7 separate regions of the Mus musculus genome follow, and all the other regions are linked to region 1. The links are chromatin loops, found by intact Hi-C in ENCODE. Cell type or tissue: heart. All regions are shown on one strand. Region 1 has its middle 70 kb from the start of Gm36148. Region 2 holds the start of Ccnyl1 (cyclin Y-like 1). Region 3 overlaps Gm35880 (a long non-coding RNA gene). Region 4 overlaps Klf7 (Kruppel-like factor 7 (ubiquitous)). Region 5 has its middle 24 kb from the start of Mir6899. Region 6 has its middle 24 kb from the start of Gm35803. Region 7 holds the start of Mir6899 (microRNA 6899).

Region 1 (4,000 bases):
CCCTCTCTAATTCCTTCATAAAGCCTCTCCCTGCCCTGATCTACCTTCCTAGAAGGAGGAGGGAATGGTTCGACTGCCTAGTCTTTCTGGCCCTCTTTGATTTGAAGGAAACTGGAGAACAGTGAAAATACATCAAGTTCCAGAAAGGGGGAAAAAAATCACACACACACTCTCACATATACTCACACACTCTCACATATATTCACACACTCTCATACAGACACAATCACACATACTCATACACACTCACTACTCTCTCTCTCACACACACACACACACACACACACACACACACACACACACTGTATCATGCTAAGTTAAGAATGGATCTCGCTAACAGACGTGACAGACTAATGGTATTGGTATGGGTGAATTGCTGGATAGAGCATCACAGGAAAATTATGAATGAAAAGTGAAGGCGATCCATAAGTTATGGACATGGTGGGTTGGGTGATGATTCAGAGGCCTAGACTCCTGTCACCTGGTGACACGCATGGGACCATGTGCCCTAGGGTGGGCCATACAGCCACTCTTGCAGTTTCAAGGACCATGGACACCAGCTGGGCTAAGTTAAAGGTACTTCTAGTTTGTTTGTCCCAAATGTAGCCAAGATCACACATCCAAGGACGACGTCTCCATATTTATGTTCTGCTGGCTTTCCTCCTGTCACCTCATCCTATCTTTACACTTGGGGAGGGCTAGAGAGAGAGGGGTGACCCGAAGTGGCAGTTGACAGACAGACATGGTGTGCTCAGTGACTCCCCAAACTCATGAGCCACGGAGAGAAGACTAGAGCAGACCCATTGATGTGTGCCAAGCCTTCCTGCACAGCACAGCGGGCTGAAGGCCCAGAGGCCACGATAGCCTGTTCCCTTCGTCCTTGGCAGCCATGTTTTCCTTTCTGACAGGCTCCTCTTGGCTGGTACCCTGTTTGAGACCCTAGGTCCTAACTGGCTGCCTCGCTCATAAACAGGTGTCAGCCAATGGCTTACCCTTTGCACCCAGTTCTGGCGGAGGATTCACTCACACCGCCCAGAGTCCCTTCAAATAACAAGAATCTTTAGAAATAAGATGTTTTAAGAAAGCCTGTACTAAAACATCACAATCCGACACAGCGATTTGGCCTCGCTGGCTGTCTTCTTCTGGTTTTAGTTCACAGGATTAAATTGGAAGGTCAGAATCTTCCCTTGTCTGCAGACTAGATGGGATTTCTCTCCTTACAATGGGGCTGGGAACCGGCTCCTCTGAGCACATTTACATTACTCCTGCTAACACATTTTGAGGTTCTCTGGCTGCCACGCTACGTGAAACAGGTCAAGTCTGGGAGGGAGAAGGGGGCTTTCCCTTCCTGTGACCTCAGGACTGATTTAATTAAGCCTCTCCTCCATCCCCGATTTATAGTCTGCAAAGTGTCCTCGCAGAGGCCCTCTGATGTGCTCTGCCTCTCAATGAGCAGATAGGCAGTGACAGGGCCGCGCCATTCTGAGCGGCTGCTGCCCCCACGAGAGCACTTGGAACAAGCGCAGCCTCTGCAGCCCTCGATCCAAGCCTCCTTTGGTAACACCAGACGTGGGTGAAAGCTTCGAAGCTCTCCTGGCTCCCTTAGGCACAAAGCTTTCTCCTGAGACTCCTACTGTGAGGAGGAAATAACATTTGGAACCCTTCTCAGAAATCGGATTTCTTCTCTAGATTGAAAATGAAAATAAGAAAAGCCTTCACGTATCTGGATAGGAAGACAGACAGAGCTAAGAAAGGAGGAAAGGGAGGGAGGGAGGGAGGGAGGGAGGGAGGGAGGGAGGGAGGGAGGGAGGGAGGGAGGGAGGGGGGAGGGAGGGAGGGAGGGAGAGAGAGAGAGAGATCCCCAGGGCCTTCCCCTGTTGCCCATCAGGCTGCAGCTGTCCTTCACAGTTTAACAGCCCTGCCCTTTCAACCTGCCACCTAGGAATGAATGAAACCAAATGTCCCATAGGACATGGCCCCTCCCGGCCCCTCAAAGACTTCTCCCTGAAGATGAAATCTGACAAAAGAAACAAATTAGATTAAAATGTGGTACCAAGGGCTTTGCGTTGCTCAGATAAGAGAATCTGCAGAGTCCTTAGGACCCAGAGCGGTCAGTCCTGTTATACAGTTTGCGGTGGGGAAGAGTTCAGCTGACTTCTACCCACAGCTGTTCTTGCGCACCACCTCTCAGGCTTCACTGTCCTTGGCTTCAGATGGGGAGGAGCCAGTGGGGAAGGGAAGAAGAGCCTAGAACTGGCCCTAGGGACCAGACAAGTAATGTGAATAAAGAAACTGGCCATGTGACTTTTATATAAGTTAGGCTTTTATATAAGTTCTCCAGATTTTTAAATGTCTACCTCTCAATTTAAGAAAAGCACTCTCCCTGCAATATTTATATTGTGCACTTTCTAGACAGCAGGCCCACTAAGAACCATATGAAGTAAATGCTGGTATTGCTTCCTGTTCCCTAAAGAAGAGCAGTGTAGTAACACCTGCCTTACCTCAGAAGGCAGCCAGCCACCGGCCTGCATCTGTCCACTGCACTGGACTGCCTAAGGGCTTCACCTGGGGAGACAGCTCAGACTGGGAAATTGCTTACCAGAGAGACAAGCAAGAATGCCAGAATTCAACCTCCAGAACCCATATAAAAAGCAGGAACCTTTATGAAGACCAAGCTACACATCTGCTACATATGTACAGGGAGGTGTAGGTCCAGCCCCTGTATGTTCTTTGTTGAGTGGTTCATATCCCAAAAGCTGTTGCCTGTGTGTGGGATATATTCTTCTGGCTGGGCCACCTCAGTGGGAGAGGAAGTGCCTAGCCTCACAGAGACTTTAAGTTCCAGGGTGGTGGGGATACCCAGGGGCCTTACTCACTGCTCAGAGGAGAAGGGGGAAAGGATTGTACGAGGAGGGACTAAGGCAGTGAGCAGGATGTAAAGTGACTAAGTAAAAAAGAAATCAAGAACATTGAAAAAGAAAAAACAAGGACCTTGTTTACAGTCTTAGTGCTAGAGAACTTACATACATACATACATACATACATACATAGGTAGATGAAAGATAGATAGACATATATACAGATACATATATACCACATACATACATGTATAGACAGACAGACAGATGCCAAGGTGGGAAATGTCAAACAACACCCAAGATTGACTTCTATGTGCATAACACCTACACCCTCATCCATGAGTGTGCGTGCACTCACACACAGACACACACACATATGGCTGGATCATAAAAGAGCGTTATCATATTCTTAAAACAAATAATAAAGCTACAGACATTGTCTGCAGAATATGAAAGAAGCTTGCTTGGAAAAGAGAAAAAAACACAGTGGGGGAGGAAAATAGATGTTGTTATATAGACAGAATTAGACTTGTCCTAATGGTGAGCCAGACCTAGAGACCTAAGTTCCTTATTGAAAAGAATGCAAATGTAAGCATAAATAATGCTGCTGCTAATATTTTTTTTCCCACGTATTTGAAACCAAATGGTGGCTAAGCCATACAACCTTGGCATTGGCCTGTGATTCAGATTTGTGTAGACAATGCTGCCCTCTCGTGGTCAACCTTCTAATAGCATGATTTTGTTTAAAATCTCGTTTTCCAAAAGTATTTCATAGAATATTGCATCCATTTTGTGTAGCATAAGCACACAAAGGAAAATATGCACATAGCACAACACCATCTTTACGTTTCAATACGGATTTAGGATTTACCATTTTACATAGGTTTTACAGGAGGGCAGAAGAAATTACTGGATATTAAATCATGGCATTACTGGGCCCCTGAACTTTCAGAACTCAGATCCTTGGAGGAAGAAATGTTTTTCCCATGGCGATAAGCTCAGAAGAACTCTCAAATGAACAGGATCTGGCAGAAGTGACTGTCTTCCGTTCCAAGGAAAAGCATTTGTACATGTGAAGTAAACGCAAGACCAGTTCATAAACAGTTAGGTAAACGTAACGGTCTGTGGTTGTTGATTAAAAA
Region 2 (4,000 bases), 240 kb after region 1:
AGTAAAATGGCATTTGGTTTTCATTAAATATAATATAATTTCTGGGAGATACAAACAACTTCTACTCATACTTCCATTTCCCCCAGTTATTTTCCAAACTGTAACCTTATAGGAAAACAGGGGTCATGAAGTGAACTTTCCCGAAACTTCTCTACCAGCAATGTCTCCATGTCACATATGTCTTTTCTCCCTGCTTGCTTCTGCTTCCCAAAGCTTACCTCTCCCAGATATTTCTGCCTTCTTGGGGACATCACTTATTAATTCCTCCTTTTCTTCGAAGTCTGAAATTGTGTTGTGCTCATGGGCTCTTACTCTTTTAGTATTAAAGTACTTTCATCTTGCTTTTTCTCCCATCTTAAGAGAAAATTTCTTTAGTTATATACCCTCTGCCTTCTTCTCCCCTCAGGATTCATTTTCATACAACACTTAACAATGTCAAAAACTTTCTTCTCCAAACTTATTCTTCTTTTTATCTGTCTAGGGGAGCGGCATCAAAACCCGCCTACCCTCTAAATCAGAACTTTAGACTTTTTTTTTTTTTTTTTTTTTTTTTGCCTTCTACTTCTGTTCTCCCTCCATATCCAATAGGTAAGTACTTCCTATTTCACTTAGGAAATAAGTTCTTTGTCCACTTAGTCACCAGTGCCCTTTGTTGGAGTTGTCTTTCTTTCCTAGGAAAAGACTAGGCTTCCTTAACTAGACCTTTCTTCCCTTCCTTCTTACTGTCCAGAATAACATAGTCTTAAATACACATGACAATGACTTCTGAACTTCATGTTCAACACTTATTTCCAGTATAAAATCTAAACTCTTGGTCTGGAGAGATGGCTCAGCGGTTAAGAGCACTGACTGCTCTTCCAGAGGTCCTGAGTTCAATTCCCAGCCACCACATAATGGCTTACAACCATCTGTGATGGGAGCCAATGCCTCTTCTGATGTGTCTGAAGACAGCCACAGTGTACTCATACAAATACAATAAATATATACATTAAAAGAAAACAACTAAACTCTTGACCTCATTGACTTTGGGGTCAGATATTTGTGTTTGTACTCCAAGAGCAGCAGTGTGAACTCGTACAGCTAGATTCTCCAAATCTTTGCTTCTCATTTGCCTAAATTTACTGGGAGCCTGGACTGCTGGACTTCAGGAACAGAAATGAACGAGAAGATTCAATTAGGGAAGATATTTAAAATCCCCAAGTGAAAAGATTGCTCTTCCTTAAAATGAACACTACCAAGCACCAACAGTCTCTGTCATTTTCCCTAACCGTGACTTCCTTTCACAGGTACTCGGAGATAAACCTGGAATCCAGACTATTCTGGCCCCTACACGAGCAGTAACCTTGTCATGTAACCTTGAGAAAGTTACTCAGTTTCTGCATGCTCCCCCTACCCTGCCACCGATCAGTAAAATCTGGGAGATCGAACATTGGACTGCTCTTTAGACTTAGCGCTAAGGGAGCTCGGTTGGCATGGTTGGCAATACTTGGTGCATGCTAAAGGTCAATTGCTCTCTACCATCCCCATCACTTAGGACTGTGGGCACCCCACAGTGTGGTTCTCTATTTTGTGGGAGAAAACTGTTCTCTGCATTGCTAGTTAAAGAAACAAAGTCTGGAAACTCCTGTCTTGTGATGGCAGAAAACAAGCGAAACCGGAGTTGCTGGCTCCCAGCTTTTCTGAACCGAGAGTTTGGTCCTTATTTGACGTACGAGGAAATTGAAGAGTGACGTGTCCTCGGGTTTCATGCAAGACACAGTCACGACTCTTTATTGAGAGTAAGGAGCGAGCCCCGGGGTTGCTATGGCCAAGTTGCAAGCGAGAACGTAACACTGGGAAGACAGGAGAAGAGCATTTAGCCATATACAACCGGCTAAGTCCAGTGCAACTTACTTGGGTGAGCAAAGGGAAGCTGTCAAACATGGAGAGACCAAACTGCTGACAAAACCAACTCTTCACCAGGCCGGACCTTCGGGGCCCGCCTTGAAGGGCGGCCTCGAGTAACAAACTGCCGCAGCTCCCCAGTAGGAGCCGGACTCGGCGCAGCTCGAGATGAATGGAAACCAGAATTCGCGCGGCTCAGCTTAAGGGACGGGGCGGGGCTTTGTGAGTCACGTGCCTGGGCCGTAGGCGGGTGCGTGGAGGGAAGTCCGGGTCTGATTGGCTACCCGTCACCAGGTGACCGCGGAGCGCGTTCCGGTTGGCAGGAGCCGGCTAGCGGCCTTCAGTTCGGAGGCGGCGACGGAAGGAGGAGGAGCTCCGGCCGCGCTCTCGGCCCGCAGTGGCTGCGTCTCCCAGCGCTTGTCGGGTCCCCACCCCTTTTAAATAAGCCGGGCTGGTCGCCGCCCTCGCAGACTAGTCCGCTGTGGGGAGGCGGCGGCGGCGAGCCGGCGGGGGTGCGGCCGAGGCCGGAGCCCTGCCCCGGGCTGGGCGGCGGGGCGGGCGGGCGCGCAGCGGGCGCGGCGGCGAGTGCGGGCGGGCGCAGCCCCGCTCTGCCCGGGGCTGCCGGCGCCGACCGCGCCATTGTTGGGGGAGGGGGCGGGCGCGGAGTCCGGGGCGAGCGGAGGCGCAGGCGTCGGCCGAGCGGAGCGGACGCTCCCCATGGGGAACACGCTGACCTGTTGCGTGTCCCCCAATGCCAGCCCCAAGCTGGGCCGGCGCGCGGGGCCGGCAGAGCCCGACTACGAGTCCGAGGTCTACGAGGCGGCGGCCGGGGACGCGGTGGCGGTAGCGCCGGCGCCCGCTGCGGCCGTGGAGCCCGCCGAGTTGGATTTCGGAGCCGGCGAGGGCCACCACCTGCAGCACATCAGTGACCGAGAGATGCCCGAAGGTGAGGAGGCAGCGGGCGCGTCCGGGCCGTGGCGCACCTCTGGCCTCCACCGACTCCCTGGGTCCCGCTGGGAGGCGGCCGCCGCCTCGGGTTCCTTCCTGCCGGGATTATTCCTGGCGCAGGCCTGGACACCGGGAATGAGGGCTGTGGCTCGTGTTCCCACCCCTTATTCTTTCTCGGCCACGTCTGGCCAGTTTCTCTCCCACCCCTACGCCCAGTTCTTCACTCTTCCCATTCTCTCATTCTGACCCGGGACCCTGTACCCGGCACCGCTTCCTCTTTGTACTGCTGTGTACCGTCCAGTGGAACTTAAGACTTCAAGAGACTATAATTGCCCCTTTTCTTAATAAAACTCCCAGGTACCCCTAACCTCAGAATAGCCATCCCATCTCTCTGTCCTTACTTAGGCAGATGGTACGTAAGGTAAGAGCATAATGTTCCTCTTGCTCTGAACGAGTTGAGTAACTGATACTAGAGCAATCTAGATTCAGCATGGTTAAAGATTTCTTATTTACGTTCAAGTAGAGATTGCCACCAAAATGTGTATGGTATTAAGTAGGATTTTGAAAGTAGCCTCAATAATAAAGGTTGCTTTATTACTTTCAGTTATAGTTGGAACACAGAAAGAGGAGACTTCTGTGAAAGATGTTAGTTTCTTTCCAGGCTTCAGAAAAGTACTGCTTCCCCTCCCTAACAAGGAGTAGTTCTGCTTGCTTTAAAATTATCATTTTGGTAAATACATCGCCATTTAACAAATTTCATTTATTTTACCTCTTCCAAAGGAAGCAGGGTGGGGAGAGATTGTTCATTGGGCGTTTAAATGGAGCCAAAAGCTTAAATTTAGCTTTAAATTAGTAATGTAAAGGTTTGGGATTTAAGAAGACAGCCCCCTGCGGGTGCCTGTAATATTTGTTTCTATGGCTCCATTTCCCTGCACACCTTCAGCCTGGAGGTTCTTACTTGGTGCTAAGAAAGTTGAAGCTCGAAAACTGATCCATTGCAGGGTGAGCTGGCTGGGTAGGTAGGAGGGAGAAGAGGAAATACTTGGTGTTTTATAATTATAAAATTTTTGAAAATCTGTGAATTGGGTAAAAAGTAATTCTAGATAGCAGTGTGGTTATTGAATGAAGGCTACAGATCTATAAGACAACGTATCATGAGATGTTTAAG
Region 3 (4,000 bases), 220 kb before region 1:
ACATATACCCCATGGTACACCACACACCCACCCACCCACCCACCCACCCACACAATTAAGTGTAATTTAAAAAACTTTAAATGAAAAGTGTAGAGAAGGTAAGCCAAGCTCTGCCATGATCAACAAAGCTACCACTCCATCACATAGCTCAGACATTCACTGAGCCATTATAAACATCATGTTCAACCCTGGCAGCCGAGTTGATGGACAGGCAAACATATGCCTTTCTTGAATTTAGCACAGTACAGTTTTCTATCATTTGTGGTCGGGTGGGGGTGGGGCAGAAAAATAAAGGAGATCTTTTAGAAAGATTTCAAGCAATATCTCAATGTCAGCACAGAGTAGCAAGCAAAATAAAACTGATAAAGGCTCTTATGGAGACCGCGACAGGCTTCTCTGGTCCTCCTGGTCTGTCTCTCAGCAATATTAATTTTCAGTGCATTCCAGTGGGAAAAATTCGAATGTAGGGTGGGCTTCTTCCTCACAAGGGAAGAAGAAGCAGGCATGACCAGAAAGGAAACAGTGAAAGCCAAAAGGAGCCAAGCCAGAGAGCAGAGTCTGGCCCTTTCATTTCCCTGGTTTTATCATGTAAGCTTACTCTAATGAGGCCACTGTCTTGAAAGCAACCTGAGCAGATCTCATCTAGAAGGAGGAAGTAAAAGCCTGGGTAATTTTCCAGATAATTTCCTTAAAAGAAAAAAAAAAAAGCGACCTCTCTCTTCCCAGTTGTTTATAACTGATATAATACAGGAAGTCTCAATGCTTTTTAATGAGTTCCCAAACGCAAGTTCTGCTATTTAATTTTTTTTAAAGCTGCACTTGCCTAAAATATCTCAGTAATTCAAGTGGAAAGGGAGGCTTTTGCCTAAATTATGAAAATGACCTCAATTTATTCCATGTAGCTATGGAGAAGTAGGTACTGCTTGGTATCTGGGCAGCAGGAATCAATCCCTCCCCTCACAGGGTCTGGGACACGTAGGTTCCTGGGTGTTGCAGTGGGGTGGAGGGGAAACCCATGCGAAAGTTCAATACTGTATTCCTTTCTGCTTTTTCATGAGGAATGTGTGTGAGCCTCTCATTGACTCGTTCTGCATCTACCCAGTCTACAGCAAGCACCAGCTCCTTTCTGCCCTTACTACAGAGGTAGAGATACCGGACTTAACACTACTGACTGCAAAAAGTGGCTCTTGCTGGAGGATCAGCCCTGGAGCCGGCTTGTCTCTGTTGTTTACATGGAGGGATGACTGAGCAGTGGTGATGATGCAAAGAAACGGCCTTGTTGCTACTTCTCTTCCAACGCAGCATCTGTCCAGCTCTTTGCTGCTAGTCCTGTATCTGCCACCTTGAGCCTGTTGGCCACCAGTCAGCACTCTTTCCTTCCTCTTCCTTTTCCAGTGCCCCCGGGATAGAGGCATTGCCTCTTAGGCTTTACTTCAGTGGAAACCTTAGACTGCACTGAGGTCTGTGGGCTGAAGAGACAAACCCTGTCCTGCAACTGGAAACAGACCTAGAGTCTCTGCCTCTTAGAGGGGGCTCCCAGACAAAAGCTTCAAATCTGGGTGAGGATCAGAGGCAACTCCTTCTGGTGGGCATTCAGATTGCTACACTGCCCTCAGTAGTCAGAGGAACCATAAACAAAGATGCCCACAAGGCCACTCAGGCACCCAACTGGAGTGCATCCCTAGCCACAAGCCGCCTCTGCAGCAGGCATGGTGGAAGGCTTTCTCTTCTACATTTAAACACTTCTCAAAAGGAAGGGCCCCTTTCTGACATAATTCACAGGGATACGTGTGATTAGACATGATTTCCCAAAACATAAGAGCAGTCAGCAGGCTCTATCCCAAGCATGGTCTCTAAGTGGTTAAGGCAGGAAGAGAAAAACACAGGGAGGAGGGAGAGGGTGGGGGATGGAAAGCCAGGGCTCTGAAGTCTTTGTTTCTCTCCCATCTGGCTGGAAGCCAGAGGCGAAGATCTCCTTTGTCCACTGATCTGACAGTCATCCTGTGTTACCACTCGACAAAATCAAAGTACGGTGCTTTCACAGGTTTATGTCCGTCGCTCCAGAGGCTCCTGGGAAATCTGCGGTCCTGCGCCCGATGGCAGTAGGGTTCTGGGCTGCGTTTCTGCTTTCAAGGTCACAATACAAATTAAGAGGGCTCCACTTTCTCCAAGAGATTCTGTCATTGTTAGCATTCTCCTGGTCCTCCATGGGGACCCAAAGCATGCGCTCTGTGGCTTTAAGGGAAGGGAGAGCTCTCTTCCCAGCCCTCCCCATCAGGTCTCTACGGTTAGACTTTAGCATGTAAACTTCCAGGTCATAAATAATTCAAAAGATATGAAGACAATTTTCTTCCTTCTCCATCTATCCTACATACAGCATCTCCTCTTCCTTCCTGGCTTCTAACTAACGCTAATGTAATCAACTGGCAGTAGGCAGCCCTGGTGCTGACTCACGCCAGGCCTGGACCTTGCGCATTCTCAGACTCTGCCATCCCGTTTGGAAATGAATGATCAAGAAACCCGGTCCTGATCTGCCTACCTCTCTTCTTTTGATGTCCCTGTTTCTTCTTCCTTCTCCCCCGCCCCGCCCTGCCCCCTCCCATGGATACCATGTCACCTAACTGAGTGGCTCTCATGGCAGCTAGCCACCTGCAACAGTTTCAGTTACAACTGTGCCAGAGATATTTGGGCACTTCCCGTGGTCCTGAGGGCAGCTCCTGAGGTAAATCCTGAGTGCACAGGGAAGAGAGAAGAAAGAATATGCTAAGAATGGGAAGAGGAATGAGACAGATCAGGCCCCTTGTTACTCAAGCTCAGAACTTGACTCTTCAGTCAGGCTTCATGTGTATTGGGAAACCTGACAGTGTTAAAGTCAGGAAGAACAGCTCTTCTTCCCAAACCAGTGAGCATCTAGGACACTTAGCCCCCTGAGACAACAGTACATGGAGGGTGGAAAGAAGGCAGGAGACACAGGTACAAGGGCAAGGGCTAAAGGGGATAGAACAAAAAGCTATATATTCTCAAAGAAAGGACCATGATGTATAAGAACACATGGCAAGTCTAGGGAGCCCCGTGGCCTGTTTCCTCTACCTTCTGCTCTTTCCATTTAGCTGTAAATATCTATCTTATGTAGAAGCATTCTCTATCCCAACCCCAGAGGGATTCCTTTAAAATTTTCACGATCATCATCCTCCAAATATTAGTTTAGCTCTAATGTATAGGGTCCTCTGTGAGGAAATAGATCGTTTACCCTTCTCATCTCCAAATGCTTGTAAAGAAAACACTTACAATATCCCTGCACTGTCCTGTCCATTATTTTTGTTTGCTTTCTTCTCCTAAACACCAGTAAAGTACACGGACGGATAACATTAAGCATGTTCTAGAAAGAGGCTGAGCTCTCAGAAAGGGCTGGTGGCTAACACACTGACCCTTACATCTACCTGTTCCCAGGAAGGGAGAGGCACACACGGTAGGTCCATCTGCATGGACATTAGGCTTGTGGTTTAGTAAAAAGATAAAACCACAAAGTATCAGAAGTTTGGGGAGGGGCTCCTTGGTCTTGAGTTCAATGAACTACTTTGTTTGCCTGTACACCTACCCCCAGCCCTACAACCTCCATGTTGGATTGTAAATTGCTCTCCTACCCTGGAAGTTTTTTTGTTCTCCACAAGACTAAGGATGGGAGTTTACAGAGACCAAACGCTCTGATCACAAACCTACATTGGCTTTTAAAGACAACCTGTTAGAGCCACCTCTGTTTTGTCATCTCCCCCACCAGGGGCTTCTTTCTGCTAAGGGTGTTTCTCGAGAACAGCCGAGGTGTACTGGTTCCTCTGAGTTCTATTTCCAGGTAGGGTATGTGTGTATTAGACTAACTGCATTGTTTTGTGACTCTCTTTGATGACAAAGAAGACATGTACATGGGTGGCAGCACATCCTCTTTGGACCACTGAGAAGGCACCATGGACTTCCTCCAGGAAGATGAGAACAGCATGAGATA
Region 4 (4,000 bases), 410 kb before region 1:
GTCCCTTTACCCTCAGACAAGTAGATTCAACATTTCAGTAAAACCAAAGCCGTAGAAAGCTGAGAACCCAAGTGCCAAGGATCTTGAAGGTTGCTGTCATATGTGTTTGTGTTGCTTATATTATTATTATTATTTCTTTTAAAAGACTTCAGTTTTGCATCCCAAATATGTATGGGCGGCATTTTAACAGTCAGTGGATAAAACAGTCAGAGGAGGGCAGGAGGGAGCCAGCTGGTATGAGGGTGCAGCAACCTTGTACGGACCAAACGCCACTTTTGTTTGTTAGACGCGTCTTGAAGGGATGGTCCCAGAATATACAAAATATACAATCTGCCTTAATACCCACCCCGCTTGCTTGCATAGGCCAGTTAATGGTCCTAAAGGCAGTCTTTGGAGTTTAGGCCAGTGCCAGCTAGCTAAGAATTCGGGAAGATAGAAACCAACATTGGATGTGTGTGTGTGATATGCAAGTGAGCAATATAAATCCCTTGGAATCAGCTTTCAGGGTAAATATGAGGCCTCTGTTGATCTTGGGTGCTCTAGGTCACAAGCCATGGTGGGTCTAGCCAAAAAGAACCAGTACCCCCTAAAGAAAGCGCCCCCCCACCAACACCCGTAGAGACATCATAAGAGTGACACATTCACCCTTTCCTTAATGGACAACCTTCATTCCCACAATGGCATTTTGAAGTATGCATTTAACAAGTGGGTACCATGATCTCAGAGGGTGAGTGAGGGAAGGGATGGGATGATGTTTTGTGAAGCCTCTAGATTTGGGAGGCATCCGCGGACTCCCCCACTCCTGGAAAGAGTGAGATTTTTGGCTTTTTTGTCAGGTCATAACCCAGAGTTAGATTAAATACGCAGCTGCCCTTTGAGACTAGCGAGATCTATGCTGTAAGTAGTTATAGGGTAGCAAGGACAGTAGAGTAGCCGCTCACTGTGAGCTGAGGTCATCACGCCTTAAGGAGGGATGAGAGAACTCTGATGTCCCATCTGATTGGCTGCTTCGAGAGCTAGACATCCAGGTGCCGAGAGAGTCCTGGAGAGGTTTAGTCCACGGAGAAAAGATAAAACATTTAAGCTTCCAAATAAGCTTTTTTTTTTTTTTCAAGTTTTCATTAGCAAAAAATCAGAGAGATTTAAAAAGAAAAAATCTAGCACTGGCAAGAAGGTGAGGCTCAAGGGGTATACTGTGATTTATCATCAAGGACTTTTATTCTCTTGGCCACTTTGCAGTCATGCTAGAAGTTTTCAGAATCCCTAGTGCATATGATGTGCGAGAGTCAAAAAAAGTAAGAAAAGAAAACTCCTCCCTCGAGAGTAAAGTCTAGAGAGATGCAGGCCAGAAAGGTGTAAGGTGTAAATCCACAGTCTGCTGCCGCTAAGGCCGTTGGTAGCAATTCAAAAGATCTCACTGGTCCTAAGAAGAACCAAAACCAACCGACAGTTCTGTGAGGAAGTCTGACGTACGGAATAGTAGGACTTTTCACACACAAAGGACAAATAACCCAGGAGTTAAGTTTGGCTACCAAACTGCAATTTGGTTTTCTAGGTCAATCTCCCCCAACTATTTAAAAAGAAACATTAGTGCTACACATATGCAACCATAAGATGTTGGATTCTCTTATCACGTTGCACTGAGAAGTTATGTAAGCCTCTTGGACTGCGGCCACCATGGAGACAGACATCCGTTTGCTTTGTTTTCCATTGGCAACATTGGGAAGTGATCCAGTAGCGCTGGGGTCAGCAGCCAGTGCCTTGCCGAGTTCACCTGGCTTCCTTCTTCCTTGTCTTCTATCATCTGGCTAGGGCAAGGCATAAGAAATAGACGTATATACTTTAAATATAGTTGAGTGCATGAGAGTGGATCTGTGTGTGGGTCTGTGTGTGAGAGGGTGTGTGTACGTGTGCGTGTACATGTATGCACACAGAGGTTTGTAAGCGAGAACTTTCTTCTGCGAGGCAGTTCTCCCCGCCTGAAGTCCAGCCCTCTGCCTCACTGCATTTCCTTCGGACATTGGCTGCTGCCATGGCAACTCTGGCCTTTGCGGTGTTTTGTTCTTGTTGTTTTTTTTTTTTTTACTTTTGTTTGTTTTTATTTTGTCTTGTTTTGTTTTGTTTAGATATGTCTCTTCATATGGAGCGCAAGATGGTCAGACCTGGAGAAACACCTAGAACGACAAACAACAAGCATGTCAGAGAGGTCCAGCTACTTTTCTCAGTTTTAAAGAGAGACAGCACTTGTGAGTTATGGAGAGACGAGGAAGTGTGCTGGAGGAGTCAGCTCGGGTCAGACTGCTTTAATTCAGACCCTAGCTCTTCCAGTAGCAGCGTGGCTGATGGGGACACTGTCTCTTACGTTTATTTAAGGATTAGGCAAGAGAAGTATCATAATATCACATCGCACAGAGTAAGATGTCACTACACGGGGACTGTTATGATTATAACTATACTTATCTAAGAAGGAACAAAATGTGGAAGTGCTCTCTAAACACATGACATGCTCATGCACTGTATATACAATAATGAATAACTGGCCTATGTCACCAGTTAGTAGAACACTGATGTTTCAACACCCACTTTGCTGTCTCGGGCTTTACCATGAAAGCCTAGGAGTGTATTGCCTATAATTCCAGGTCCACACAGGCATAATATATTCACACCAAGACAAAGAACAGAGTGGTGTTCACAGATAGCCCCAACACTATCCTGGGGACATCTCCATGATGAGTCAGTCAGTGTGTGTGTGTGCATCTGTCTGTCTGTCTGTCTGATTCAGTATGTGTTAAAGAACTAAGGGGAGGATACATAGGTGGAGAGTCATGGAATAAAGACTGGGGCTGAGGCTCTTGGACTAACACTTGGGGCTTAAGTTCCATAATCGAGCACCTTCCTTGGCAGATGCTATGGTCATCTTCCTTCCTCTTTACTCTGATGGTAGACATATGAGAGTCTCTTGGGTAGAAACCCTTTTATGTTCTCACTAGTATAAAGCTGACCTTCCTTCTAAAGTGAAAGCCATGGCGGCAGTGATTGCTAAGCAACAGTCACATGACACACAGAGGCCAAAGGAAAGGTGGTTCTATAGCTACTGAAATTACTGGAAGAGAGACATGCTCCTTCCACTGGGAATGCTAAATTGCTAGGAGATGAGCTTTGAGCTGCTAGTGTGCCCATACTGCCGCTGGAGAAGGAAGTGAGCAGAGAAAAGAATCTGGATGGTATCTGGGAACTTGGATTTAGCCAACCTTAAAGACAAACTGAATTCCATTTCTAATAGTTATTCGAGCTAATAATCTAAGCTTGTTAATAAGTAGCCGTTTACACTGACATCAGTCTAAGGCAGGTTTCTGCATCTTACCAATAACAGTGTGGGCATTTCCGTGCTCTAACAGTTTGCAATATCAGGGTCTGGCGGAAGTACCTGCTGTGATGCATGTAAAGCAACAGCCATGCATGGTCTGGCTGTGTGCTCTCTCCTTAAGCTAGCCCTTGCCTGGACTATGACAACATTCCTAGGCATCGCTGTAGCTTGAGATAGCTCCACCACTCAAATTCCTTGCTAGGACATTAGCAAGCTACCCATTCAGGCTTGCAGAGTTTCCTGTCCAAAGCAAGGCTTCCCTGTGTTTGCTCATTCTTAAACAAACAAATCACAAATCCACCCTGTTCCCTGACCCCATACTCTCCACACCCTCTGTTTATGCCCATTCCTTAAATAGGTACATGTGTACAACAGTATCCCAGGAGATGATAAGAAAAAAAGACAAGGCTGGGCCAGTGGTGGCGTACGCCTTTAATCCCCGCACTTGGGAGGCAGGGGCAGGCAGATTTCTGAGTTTGAGGCCAGCCTGGTCTACAGAGTGAGTTCCAGGACAGCCAGGACTACACAGAGAAACCCTGTCTCGAAAAACAAAACAAACAACAAGAAAAGAAAAGAAAAGAAAAAAAGAGAGGAGAGGGGAGGAGAGGAGAGGAGAGGAGAGGAGAGGAGAGG
Region 5 (4,000 bases), 430 kb before region 1:
CTGACTCAGTTGAGCTTCTCTGTACATCCTCTGCAATACTCTCCTTAGGCAGAACAGTTTTTCTTTTTAAGACCTGGGTGTTTTTGAGCAATGTGAGTCTATGTGCCCGTAATCAAGCTCATATTAAAACTATAGCATTAGGTTGGGACACTAGCTCAATTGACAAAGTGCTTACTGTATGAGCATGTTGAACTGGATTTCATTCTCAGAATGAGATATGCAGATATACTGACCCACCATATATATATATATATATATATATATATATGTGTGTGTGTGTGTGTGTGTGTATATATATATATGTGTGTGTGTGTGTGTGTGTGTGTGTATATATATATATATATATATATATATACATAGAGAGAGAGAGAGAGAGAGAGAGAGAGAGAGAAAGAATGAATCATGATCCCAGGTTGTCTTCCCATGATCCCCCTTTCCAGGAATAGCTACTTTCCACTTACACTCATAGCTACTTTCCACTTACACTCATTTGGATCTCATATGGATATCACAGGCTCCATTATAATGGTCCTGTGTCTTTGCAAAACCACACTTGGCCCTTGCTGGTTGACTGAGGCTGTGCCCCCGACTGAGGAGGAGAAGGCTGCCCACAGTCAAGAGTGGGTATAGGGTGAGCTCTTGGCCCAAACAGAGCCCACCAATGCTTTCCTTGGGAATTATGGTATTGTAACCAAGAAGTCAGTATCTCTGGCTTTGACAAAGGCACTTTATAGCTATGGCGGCCACATTTTCTGAGATGAAGGCAAAGAAGTAGAAGTCTCTAGGAAGAGAACAGTGAAATAAATGCATGGAGGGGAAGGCCTGAGCAAGTGAATTCCCAGTCTGAATGTTTCTAGAAGTACATTCCATCCTATAGTCCTGTACTGAATTGTGTATATGCCGAGATACTTCCAATGAACTCCCCTTTGTGCGAGGCCTTTTCATGTTGAGTTTCTGTCACCACCAAAGCAAATGAATAAGCATAAACACACAGTTCTAACTAATATAAATTGCCTTGAGCATCCTTGAATTCCCAGGGTTTAGCCCAGTCTTTAGCTTAGCATTTACTCATTAGCTAAATTAGTAAATTAATTAATCCCAACTCCTGTATCATAAAACACCAAACGAAAATGCTTCCTCTTGTAAAAGAACACATACAATGGTGTAGCTGTGGCTTCACTTGTAAAACAAAGCTGCCTGCTTTAATCTAAACAGAGTAGAGCACACCTTCTGAGCAAGCAAATTTACAGAATATTTTAACCCATTTATAAACATAAAGATCTGCTAAGTGACGCAAATCTTTGTACAACCTATCATGGTTGAGTTAAATTTGCTCGGTATGGGCTGGACAGCACACCAAGGAGAAATAGAATTAGTAGAGTTGCTTTTTTTAAAATCTCAGGCTTCCTATTTAGGGTCCTACAGCCAAATCTCCCTGGGCTAATGGCCCTCCCTGGGCTCTAGTGTCCTCAATACAAAGGAGAGATGGTGCTAAGGACACAGGCTTAGATCCTGGCTGTTTCCCTAGTTCCCTGTCATGAGAACTATTATTTAAAATCTAGATAATAAAGCAATGAGATCAGATGTGCTATCAGAGTTGGAAACACACTACCACCTGTGATCAGGTTGTGACAGTCACTATCAAGTGTCTCTTAGAGGGGAAACAGCTCCGATGGTCTAGGGTTAGCAAGAGTGAGGCGGACCTGAGTCTAGGTCTACAGCATCGGCTAAAAGAGCAGGCATCTGCGACTGGGGAGGGAGGGAGTGATGGCAAAGACCTGAGGCTTCCTGGAGCTGGTTAGCTAGCCACCTCAGTCCAATTGGTGAGCTCCAGACCCAGTGAGAGACACTGTTTCAAAATGAAGGTAGAGAAAGACAGAGGTGAGACCGGACCTTGACCTCTGGTCTTCACAGCTTATGCATATGTACACACACGCGCGCACACATGCACATTAAAAACTGAAAGTTCCTCTTAGACCACTGTGGGGATGCTTTTGGAACCCTTGACGCCTTTCCTTTTACTCTCATTTCCATCATTTCTCCTTGAAAGCTGCTTCTCAAGGCAGGAATGTTTTCTAACGACAGCGCGTTGGCCTTGCTTACATTTTATTTGGAAGGAAATCCAAATCAGTGAACAAGCAAGTAAATGGAAAAGCCTGCTGCTGGGGAGGGACAGACACGCAGCGGTCATTCTGTTCAGATCGTCTAAAAATACACCATCAAAGACACTGGCCTCCTGTGGGGTGGGGGGTGGGGAGAGCCGCTGGTTCAGGGCACCCAGCTCACTCCAGCCCAGAAAGGAAGGAGAGAACGGAAGCCGACTTAATCACAGTCCCTCTATGGCACGGGGTTTCCTACCCTCTTCCTGCCAGTGCTCTCCAAGAATTGTAGGAAATCAGAGGTCCAACGTGTAAAAAAAACAGCACTTAGCAAAGAAAATGATAAACATTCCTAGCCAGGTTCTGTTTTCTGAGAACACATTGATTAGTTTTTGAGGAATTCAGCCAGTGGAGAAACAGCCGGAAGGAAGCTGGGAAAAGCCCATCTCAGGCGTGAACTAACCAGCTACAAGGTAGACTCTTGAGAAGTAGGGGGGCACTGTGTTTGGGCACCCAGAAGGGCAGTCAAAGAGGTGACAAGAAAACTACACACGTACTAGGAAACCCGATCCCAGTGTTTAGAATTTCTGTTTGTGATATGTATGCTACCACAGCAAGCATACAAGGACGGCCCACTTGTTCCCTTGCATAGACTAGAGAATTCCTGCAGGCATCTTCAAAGGAGCCAGAACAGTACAGGTGGTGTGTGCTCAAGTCTCCTCAATGCTTGTAAAATTAATCTTGGAATATTTTTGGAATTCCAAACTGCAAGAGGAAATCCTGTTTAAAAGATCTGGCGCAGGAGGGGAAGTAGCCTGGTGTCTCCCTCCTACTCTGTCCATTTTCCTTACTTGCAGCCACTGCAGCACTGCTGAAAGATCAAGGCCCAGAGAGGCCAAGCAATGGACTTCAGGCCACACAGCTCACCAGTGTCACAGCCCGAGAGCTAGGGAAATGAATCTAGAGCCTTCTCTTATCCTTTTCTTCTACTAGGCTGTTTTACCCGTGACAAAAGTCGCATATCTTACACACGTTATCTTTGTCCTAATTGGAATGAAATTAGGGCTTTTCTCTCACTGTGTTCTCTGCTCTTGCTCTCATGGAGCTGCCGCGAATGATTCTGATTTTTTTCCCTCTAGCACTGTTCACAGGTGAATGTCACAGGTATGAATGCGGAGGAACCCATCTTTCTGCTAAGGGGAGTCGGCACGCTGTCCCTGAAGGTAGGAGTTCACCACGAATTATTAGCATACACAGCTCAAGTGTCTGCAAGGCTAGATGGAATATTCTAAAGTTTACCTCACGACCATGAAAGGGGCGTAGTTTGTGCTTTACCCTATAGAAGAGTCTCTGGGTGACATTTGCCTTGCTCCTGCCTTACCTATGGCTTACCTGAGTTCTAGAAGGATGAACACACGCACCTTACCAGGGATGAACCATAGCTCTGAACCTGAACAATCGGAAAAAAAAAATTTTTTTTTTCTCTCAGGAAACTGGAATTGGGGACTGGAAGATTATGAGCTTCTGTGGGGAGCCAGGTCATGGCAGGAAAGAAATTAAAAGTGGGGGGGAGGGGGGAACTGACTACTTATGCACGAGATGAGGAACCCAGGAGTTGTGAGAAATACAAAGGAAATGTAGGAGGGAGGGGAAAAGAGGGAGGGAGGGGGAAGCATGAGGAGGGGAAAAGGAGGGGGGGGGGGAAGAGGTGGAGGGAAAAGGGAGAGAAAAGCCTCACCTTCCCACAGGGAGTATTTTTCCCACAGTAGCTTTTCCACACCCCCACCTCTGCATCTTTCTCTGAATCCTAGATAAAGTGGCAGTACTTTTGGGGTTTTTTTTGGGGGGGGGGTTGGTTTTTGGTTTGTGCCCTTTTTTGTTGAGAGGGGACATGTTGGCTT
Region 6 (4,000 bases), 140 kb before region 1:
TAGTTCAAAATGCAAGGAAGGACTGGGGGGAAATAAGCAAAGTACCTGGTAGGATTATGATTTTAATTCTTGATGTTTGATATAGCAGCATCTCTAGTAAGTAAGAAGCCCCAATAGAGTATGTTTCTCTTTGCTTTATGCTGCCGTCACTGCATAAATGTGGGATGTTGTGGCTTTGGTAAACTCCCACATACGTGACTTTGAACCCATATTGCTCACAGAGACTGAATACGGACTGATGCAATCCTAGCTAGAAATGAGTCAGGGCCCTCGAGGCAGGAGGCCATGACTATTTCTCCCTCAGGAGCAAAGGCCATCTTGGGAACAGGATGAATAAAGGCTGACCTAGAACAAAGGCCAGGTGGATCATGAGCATAGCACAGGGGAGAAGTGGAGCTTTGGTTCCCAGGCCTTCTGGGAGTCATCCTGGGCCGCCTGAGGTCGTCCTAGGTGACAACGTTAGGTTGTCTGAAAGGAAACCTAAGTTTTGCCCTGGGCCATGCACACGGACTCACTCTCTGGAATGGAGAGGGACTTCCCTTTTCTGGGCTTTGTTTCCTCATTTCCAAAAAATAAGGAAATTCTATTACCACATCAGGAAGACTTCTTCCTCCTCTAACACCCCACAGAACAATGAGACATTATTCCCCTGCCCCCTCCCCGCCCCGGGGGAGGCATGAAGCTCTTTTAAAGGGTGTGGAAGGAATTTCTTCTCCAAAAGATTTCCATATTCTCAAGGAAGTCTGGCAAGCCCTCAGTGTTTTTCAGCATTCCTTGATCCCCTTGAAACAGGCTAGCACACACAGTGTGGGGAAAAGCAAAGGCCTTCTTCATCCTTAGGTTCTGCAAACACCCGTGAAGGGCATTTTATCAACATGTGACCATGTGGAAGTGGAGCAGAACCAACAGGATGCCTCTCTGATAACCTCTAGCTCCCCGGCCCAAAGTGGAGGGCCTTGCCATCGGGGTAATACCACCCAGTCACTGCCTTCTCTGAAACACTATCTCTTAAAGCATCTTTTTCCTGGAATCACATCCCAGGAAGTCATTTATTTAAAAAGTCACAAAAATCCATAAATATGTCAGCCTCATTTTTCACCTAAAGGAGAGATGACAAAGAAAGATAATCGTTCCCATTTTTGGATCAACTGATCTAAACTAAAGGAGACTTTATAAACAACCACAGGTCTGTAAGCACTGCCACACTTAGTATATTGCAGTCTTTAAACAAGAATTTTAGTTATTCCCATTATGGAGTCTGGAAGTTGTTAGAAGTACTGTTAAAACATCATCATTTTCAAAGCTTTAAGGATACCTGACATACTGATTTATTAGCCCTCAAAGAATCCCAAGGAGTAACATGCTGGGCATTTGAAATACTGAGAAATTTGTTTGTTTGTTTTTGTTTGTCTGTTTTCCCTGATAAAATTCTAAATTGTATCATTGTTGATGAACAAGTATACCTTGTTTTTTTTTTAAATAAATGTAAATTTTTAAAAATTAAAAGGAAAATACTTGCAAGATTTTATGCCAGGGAGGCAAGATAGGGCTCTTGAGAGAGACCTGTAGGTGCTTCAGCCTAAGCAATATCTATCAACCACCAGGTCTCTAGTGTGCCTTTGGCCAGATGAGAGGAGAGGGGTTATCTCGGACTTTTTCATTCAGTTGATTTCTTATTTCTATTGTACTGATTGTCTGTGAAAACGATCTCCCATCTAGGTGGAAGAGAAAGTGAGCTGAGCTGAGTTAAAGTAAATGGAGCTGGATTCTGGTCACAGGACCGTGTTGGCTGGGTCTGACGCTCTGCTGGTCTTCCCCAAAGCACTACTGCAGGATAAGCTCCCTGGAGTTGCCAGCTTCCAGCTCTGCGCCTCAGCAGCGCCTTCTGAAGTTCTTTGAAAGCTGTAACAGAAACTGAAAGCCTGACAAAACTCACCGGAGAGATAAAGCACCAAGGACTGGAAGCTTCAGAGGAAGCAGGTGTCTGAACAAGGGAGTTTTTAGAATGGGACAATGGGGCAGCCACTGGGGGGGCGGGGGGGGGCGGGGGGGGGGAGGAAGTTGGTCCTTTCTATTTCCGGAGAAAAGAGGAAGCTGCATAGTTAAATACTAAACATGTCAGAGCAGAACTCGACCAAGCCGGGCTTACTAGTAAGCTATTGTCTCTGAGGCCAGTATTTTTTTTTTCCCCCTGCAGGGGCATTTCTTGCTTTGTTTGCTTGTTGACTGGTATCTAAACTGACATTTGGAAACCCAGCCAGAAGAAGGGGCAGTATTAGCTTCACAAAGGAATCCACTTCTCTAAGGCATTGAAAATGTAATTTATGGGTGGTGGTCTTTAATCCCAGCACTAGGGAGGTAGAGGCAGGTGGATTTCTGTGACTTTGAGGCCAGCCTGGTCTACAGAATACCAGGACAGCCAGGGCTACACAGAGAAACTCCGTCTCAAAGAAAAACAAACAAACAAACAAAAAATACAATTTGTAAAAATCTATTTTTTAATAAAGGGAGTACAGTTACAAAAATGCATACTCTGAACTCAAACTTTAAAAATTATGTAAAATATGCAATATGGTGAAGTTGACTATTTATTTATTTATTTATTTATTTATTTATTTATTTATTTATCTTGCTCTGGCCCCTCTCACTCCAGCCCAAAGATTTATTTATTATTATATCTAAGTACACTGTAGCTGTCTTCAGATAAACCAGAAGAGGGCATCAGGTCTTATTATGGATGGTTGTGAGCCACCATGTGGTTGCTGGGATTTGAACTCAGGACCTTCTGGAAGAGCAGTCAGTGCTCTTACCAGCTGAGCCATCTCACCAGCCCAAAGTTGACATATAGGAAATGGCTTTATTTTATTTAAGAAAAAAAACTATTTATGGAATAAATTTTACCTAAAATCATACTATTTGAGATTGCACTCATCCCCCAGATGTTGACAAGTAACCCATCTTTGCTCTTTATAAGTCAAGTCATCAACTATTCCATAGCGTTTGTTTATTCACCCCAGTTGCACAGGCTTTGTGCAGACAGAATACACACGATGCACAGACAGCCCTGTGACAGGTATTTCAACATAACCTGGTATTTTCTAAGTCACAAAGGGACTGCCTTCATCTTCTAAGCCATGAGGTCTGTAACAAAGATCACCACCCCCACTTCCCACCAGTCACCAAAGGAGTAACCGACTGTCTGGGTCCATGTGCTCCGGGCACATGAAACTCTTACAATGAAAATCTTCAGTGTTGCACTCCAAGTCTCCAGTGGGCCACCATAGCGATCTGAGGGTGAAATGAAACCAGTAAATCCTGCCAGTGCAATAAACTCAGAGTCCCCTGCAAGCTCTGCCCTCTCCTGTTCCCTCTGTATCCTGTCCTCCTCCCCCAGACCAGTTCTCTGGCAGAGTCAACCGAGAACAAGACTTGGTTCCAACCTGATCCCAGCCTTAGTTCCAGCTTTGTGTGACTGTTTTGTTTTGAAGCAACCTGATGCTGAAAACGTTCAGGTCGTAATGACTGGGAAATGTGAAATATTTATCATCTGATATATCAGCTGACCTGGCACTTATATCCCATTATCTCCAGTGCTAGTATTCTGGTTCTAGTAGAACTGATACCCAGCTGCACTGTGGACCAAGGGGTTAAACTACACCCCAATCACAGAGCTGTATGCAAACCAGTCTTTTGTACTGTTATCTGTAGAAAGCTAAGAGATAGGTGTAAATAAAGCAATGTCCTTGTTTGCCTATAGGTTTTCAATCTTTTTCTTTCAACATGAAAGCAGAGACTTTGCCCTGTTGTTCATATACTCAATTACACACAGGTGTAGGGGACCTTATAAACACATACACATAAACAGAGAAGACGCATACAGACCACACAAATGCATAAGCAAAGAAACGAGAGAGAGAGAGAGAGAGAGAGAGAGAGAGAGAGAGAGAGAGAGAGAGAGAGAGAGAAACCACACTCAGAGACCATATAAACACATAAACAG
Region 7 (4,000 bases), 410 kb before region 1:
CATGCTCTCTGGGCTGTGAAAGACCTGTCCCTCTGGCACGGCATCACTTAGTAAGCTACAGTAGGTTCTGTCTGGCCATGGCAGCGATACGATGGTGAGGATCCTCTGTAAATCACCTCACTGGGTTTCCCTCCAGCCTGAACCTGAAGCCTGAGTGTCTTCAGAGGCCAGTCAGGGAAAGCATGCAATGCAATGGGGCCAAGTATAACAAACACGTAACACCCCTCCCCCCAGATTGTTTCTTTACATTTGTGGTAAGGCACCAAGTATGGAGAAATGGTACTCTCTATAAGAGGAAATAATACAGAAAGCAGAGTACTAGACAACTTGCTCTCATGTTGAATGGGCAATAGGGAGTGATGGGGATAGGAGAAAAAGCAATCATTACAATACATGACAGCCATTCAGCTCCAGTCTATGACAGCCATCTGGAAATGTAAGCCTACAGTGGTCAGATGCAATCGTTCTAGATAGAACTACAAACACAGACTTGTATGGGACATTTAATAATCTTATGAACAAAGAAAACAAATATAATTAGTTCATGTGTTTTTAAAACTTGCACACGTGAAAAGCATAAATTATACACGGTGTATGTTTAAGAAAAAGAAGAGTAAACCGAGAAAGAGAGAGAGCTGAGGCCCGGCCCCCTGCATTTACGCCAAGAGAAGCCAACGGGGACCAGGTTCCTGCTCCCAGGTGCAGATAGCCTCAATTTCCAAAGGTCTAAGTCACCTAAGGAATGGCAGCTCCCCATCTCTCCAGGGCTTCCTTTCATCTGCTTTGGGGCCTCACGACAGTTCCCAGACCTGTCTATTCTTAGCTCCCTGAGCAGTAAAATGAGAGGGACTGCCTGTCATAAGACACTAGTGAGTTGCAGCCCTCATTCCTGACGTTGAAAATGGACTCCTGACGCAGGGCATGGGACTCTGGTGGACTCAGAATCTCCCGCGGTGTCACTTCACAGAATCTGTACCACCAGTACAGCAGATGCCATCTCCAGAGACCGCAGTGTGTTCTGGTGAGGAAGGCAAAGCAAATGACTAACCGATGACCCATTGCTGCTATTTCTCTCACACCAAACAGGCTTGGAATATTTTTCCACATCACCCACATGAGTGGGAGACTGCTAGTATATTGGCTGCATAACGTTAGGAATTCCTCAGTGTGTTGAAATGGCAATTTCTTAGTCAGTCCTCACTCTCCAAAACACATAATGCCACAATCCCTGAGCCTCAACACCCTTCAGAGATGGGTGCCTTATGGAGGTACCTCCAACCACCACGCTGTGACAACTCACAGGGATCTCATCTTCATCCCGGGTGATACAGTGGACACATCTTCTGCACAGGTCTGTGAGCAGTCAACAACCTATAGGTTTCTTTATTAGCCAAGGCTGGGAATGACTGAACCCAGGGACATGGGAGATGGAAGCTGAAGAGATTGTCAAACAGAAACACTGACTGGGACACGCCGAGGAAGAAAAGCTGCTGTCCTTTGCACATTCCAGAGGCCTTCTAGGGAATGGGATGACCATGGGACAAGGGCTATGTTCCTGGGTAGCAGAAGCTGCTCTTCAGGCAGAAGAAGACAATAGCCGAGAGAGGCACACTTCCTCCAGCCTGGGGGAGAGGTTATCTCTGCACTCCAGGAGCCAAAGCCTCTTTATTTAGTTCTCAGAGGATGAAGATAAAAGAAAAATAGCCTCCTCAGGAAGACTGGGGGAAGGAAAGCCAAGACTGTCCTTTATCTGCATCCCAAAAGAACACCAGGCCAACTTGGCTGAGCCTGGATTTGAGCATCCTCCTACTACACTCCAAGAAAGCAAACTCTCAAGAGGAAGGCCTGGCTGGTGGGAGAGGCAGGTGTGGAGCACAGGGCCTGGGAGAGGCAGGAAGTGAGGCCGAGCTCATTTCCTTCCGAGGACAGCCTGGCCTCCTCCTGGACATCCTGCTTCCCCCCCTTCCCCCTTCGCCCACCTCCCCCGCCATCCTGCTAGCTGCTGTCCAAGCCGAGGGGACCCTGAGGCTTTCGGGGGCTTTATTGTATTAGAAGCATTTTTCTCATCATAACCAAGACCTTTAGTATTGCATTAAAAAGATGGTTAATTTTCTTAAGCTTCCTTTTAAACACAGAAATAGGATTAGAAGGATAACATGCTCAGATGCAAGCCCATTATTTGATTATGTCTAAACCTAATCCTGCCTTCACCTTGGCCTGCAGAGTCTCCATTTTGGGGTTTATCGGCTGATAATGCCAGGGCTGTCAGATACTATTACTTGGGTACTATCTGTTGCTACGGGATCCTTTTGACTATCAAATACTGAAGGTTTGAAATTGAATTACAGGACGAGTTTGCAGAGTTTTGCCATCTTTGGACCCTTGAGCATGTCTTCAGCGAGGAAGGAACAGTCCAGATGTCCAAAGGATAGGCCCATTTTCAATAATGCTTTGGAAAAAGCCTTCAAAATCGGCCTTTCTCCCATTAACCAAACTTTTTTTTTTTTAAACATAAAAGATGAACAAAGGTGGTATGGATGATATTGAAAAGGCCAGAGGAGGCAACTTCTATTATCTTTTGTCAATACGCTGTTAATTCTCTGCCTCATCAACTACCTGTGTGAGGAATGACATCTTGTTTGTACCTAGTTACTAGCACTGGTTCAAAGCCAGCACTGAGTAAATGCTATGTAACCCAATGGAGACCCTGAAACTTTACTACATAAGAGAGTGCATCTTTTCACCCTTGCAAGCAGTAGAGAAGTAAAATGTATTGCCAGGCCCATAGAGCTGTGCACGAGACAGGCCTGCTTGCTACTAGACCCAGATCATACATACAGACCCCAACCTACTGCACTATTTCCCTCCTTAGTCCCGTAGCTTCTAAGTCACCTTACCTGTCGCAGTGGTTACACTTAAAGGGCTTTGCACCTGTGTGTTTCCTGTAGTGCCTTGTGAGCTCATCGCTCCGTGCAAAACGCCACTCGCATCCTTCCCATGAGCACTTGTAAGGCTTCTCACCTGCAGAAGACACAGAAGGACAATGGTCAGAAAGGATCTCATGCCCGCTGCGTTCTGCTGCCTGGTGGCTAGTCTCAGCAGATGGCCTCTCAGATCCTTCTTGGTAGACTACATTCTCTAATATAGAACATTACTTTTAAAATAATAATAATAATAATGATAATAATAATAATAATAATAAATAAAGCCCCCTGGTGCTGTGTGTTCCTTTTGTCTCTTTCCTTTTTTAACCTTCAAACCTCTGAGCCATCATCTCGGTTCCCAGAGTCAGGGCACTTCCTTCAACTGGTGAGGGATCAATTTTTATTTATTTTCTATTCCCAGGAGCACGCCAAGCCCCACGGTCCAAGCAGAAAGGAAATTGCTATTTTCATCTGAACCACAAATGCTTCTAATTCTATTTTTCTCAAGAACCTCCAGTAACTTACCATTTCAGTCTCTTTTGTCTCTCCCTGACCCCCTCTTCTACCACAAACCATGGCCAGAGACCTAAGTGCTGATACAAACGCCTCAGCCTCCTGGAACCCGTGTCCCTTTCAGCAAATGTGCCTGGGTGGACAGACAACAGGACCACGACCAACCGAGAGGGAGTAAGACTAAATCCCTTCCTGACTCGCAGCATTCATGGAGAAACTGCCCAGAGGTTCCGATGATTCAGTGACTCTTCTAGAGGGTTCATGCTGGATAGTAATATACATCATTGCAAGATATTTTAGAAGTCAATTTATAGAGCAAGTTTTAGCGGCAGGGAAGCTGCTGAGAGATATGGAATCCGAGCACTGGTGCGCAAGTGACCTTTCCACAGAATAAATACAGATGGAGGATACGTACGAAAAAGTGCAGGACTTGTTATTTTTTTTTTTTAAACCCATCACATCTGTCACCAAACAGGACAAATATTTATCCTTCCAACTGTATAGTGAGCTGATCCTAATTAAGTAGAATGGCGATGTTTACAGACCCATGAAATCATCAAGTG

Evidence for each region. Peaks named below come from ENCODE experiments on the same cell type or tissue, not always from the same donor. Only the 100,000 strongest peaks of a DNase experiment are listed, where the experiment ranks them.
Region 2: it touches region 1 in a loop (4-fold over the local background); 2 of 42 quality-filtered maps call a loop at or near these places.
Region 3: a loop joins it to region 1, with 2.1 times the contacts of the local background. A loop is called at or near these places in 5 of 42 quality-filtered maps.
Region 4: it touches region 1 in a loop (2.9-fold over the local background); 10 of 42 quality-filtered maps call a loop at or near these places.
Region 5: a loop joins it to region 1, with 7 times the contacts of the local background. A loop is called at or near these places in 4 of 42 quality-filtered maps.
Region 6: a loop joins it to region 1, with 4 times the contacts of the local background. A loop is called at or near these places in 12 of 42 quality-filtered maps.
Region 7: it touches region 1 in a loop (5-fold over the local background); 9 of 42 quality-filtered maps call a loop at or near these places.

Annotation. Positions count from the first base shown.
Region 1 is chr1:64,444,726-64,448,725 of GRCm38, forward strand. No RefSeq gene overlaps it. Among named protein-coding and RNA genes, the nearest start is that of Gm36148, 70 kb to the right of the region's middle. In heart, CTCF peaks have their summits at 1,502 and 3,586 (motif pointing left); a DNase peak (open chromatin) is centred at 1,486; H3K27me3 peaks cover 480 bases.
Region 2 is chr1:64,688,571-64,692,570 of GRCm38, forward strand. It overlaps Ccnyl1 (cyclin Y-like 1), which reads left to right and starts at 2,775. Exons shown (of 10, transcript NM_001097644.1): 1 at 2,775-2,830. The coding sequence starts at 2,821. It overlaps 2810408I11Rik (RIKEN cDNA 2810408I11 gene), which reads right to left and starts at 2,089. Exons shown (of 2, transcript NR_038009.1): 1 at 1,894-2,089. In heart, a CTCF peak has its summit at 2,262; DNase peaks (open chromatin) are centred at 2,271 and 2,881; H3K4me3 peaks cover 3,086 bases; H3K27ac peaks cover 2,230 bases.
Region 3 is chr1:64,222,010-64,226,009 of GRCm38, forward strand. The region is part of intron 1 of Gm35880 (a long non-coding RNA gene); the gene reads left to right. Among named protein-coding and RNA genes, the nearest start is that of Gm39654, 32 kb to the right of the region's middle. In heart, no CTCF peak of the experiment used is centred here; a DNase peak (open chromatin) is centred at 1,962; H3K27ac peaks cover 1,824 bases.
Region 4 is chr1:64,033,591-64,037,590 of GRCm38, forward strand. It overlaps Klf7 (Kruppel-like factor 7 (ubiquitous)), which reads right to left. Exons shown (of 4, transcript NM_033563.2): 4 at 2,073-2,174. The coding sequence ends at 2,123. Among named protein-coding and RNA genes, the nearest start is that of Mir6899, 6.9 kb to the right of the region's middle. In heart, no CTCF peak of the experiment used is centred here; DNase peaks (open chromatin) are centred at 1,711 and 3,621; H3K27ac peaks cover 447 bases.
Region 5 is chr1:64,016,585-64,020,584 of GRCm38, forward strand. No RefSeq gene overlaps it. Among named protein-coding and RNA genes, the nearest start is that of Mir6899, 24 kb to the right of the region's middle. In heart, no CTCF peak of the experiment used is centred here; DNase peaks (open chromatin) are centred at 2,307 and 2,847; H3K4me3 peaks cover 667 bases; H3K27ac peaks cover 2,276 bases.
Region 6 is chr1:64,301,071-64,305,070 of GRCm38, forward strand. No RefSeq gene overlaps it. Among named protein-coding and RNA genes, the nearest start is that of Gm35803, 24 kb to the left of the region's middle. In heart, a CTCF peak has its summit at 1,896; DNase peaks (open chromatin) are centred at 661 and 1,891; H3K4me3 peaks cover 670 bases; H3K27ac peaks cover 2,211 bases.
Region 7 is chr1:64,039,417-64,043,416 of GRCm38, forward strand. Klf7 (Kruppel-like factor 7 (ubiquitous)) reads right to left here. Exons shown (of 4, transcript NM_033563.2): 3 at 2,898-3,021. Mir6899 (microRNA 6899) reads right to left here and starts at 3,085; the gene lies at 3,022-3,085. In heart, no CTCF peak of the experiment used is centred here; DNase peaks (open chromatin) are centred at 885 and 1,755; H3K27ac peaks cover 2,098 bases.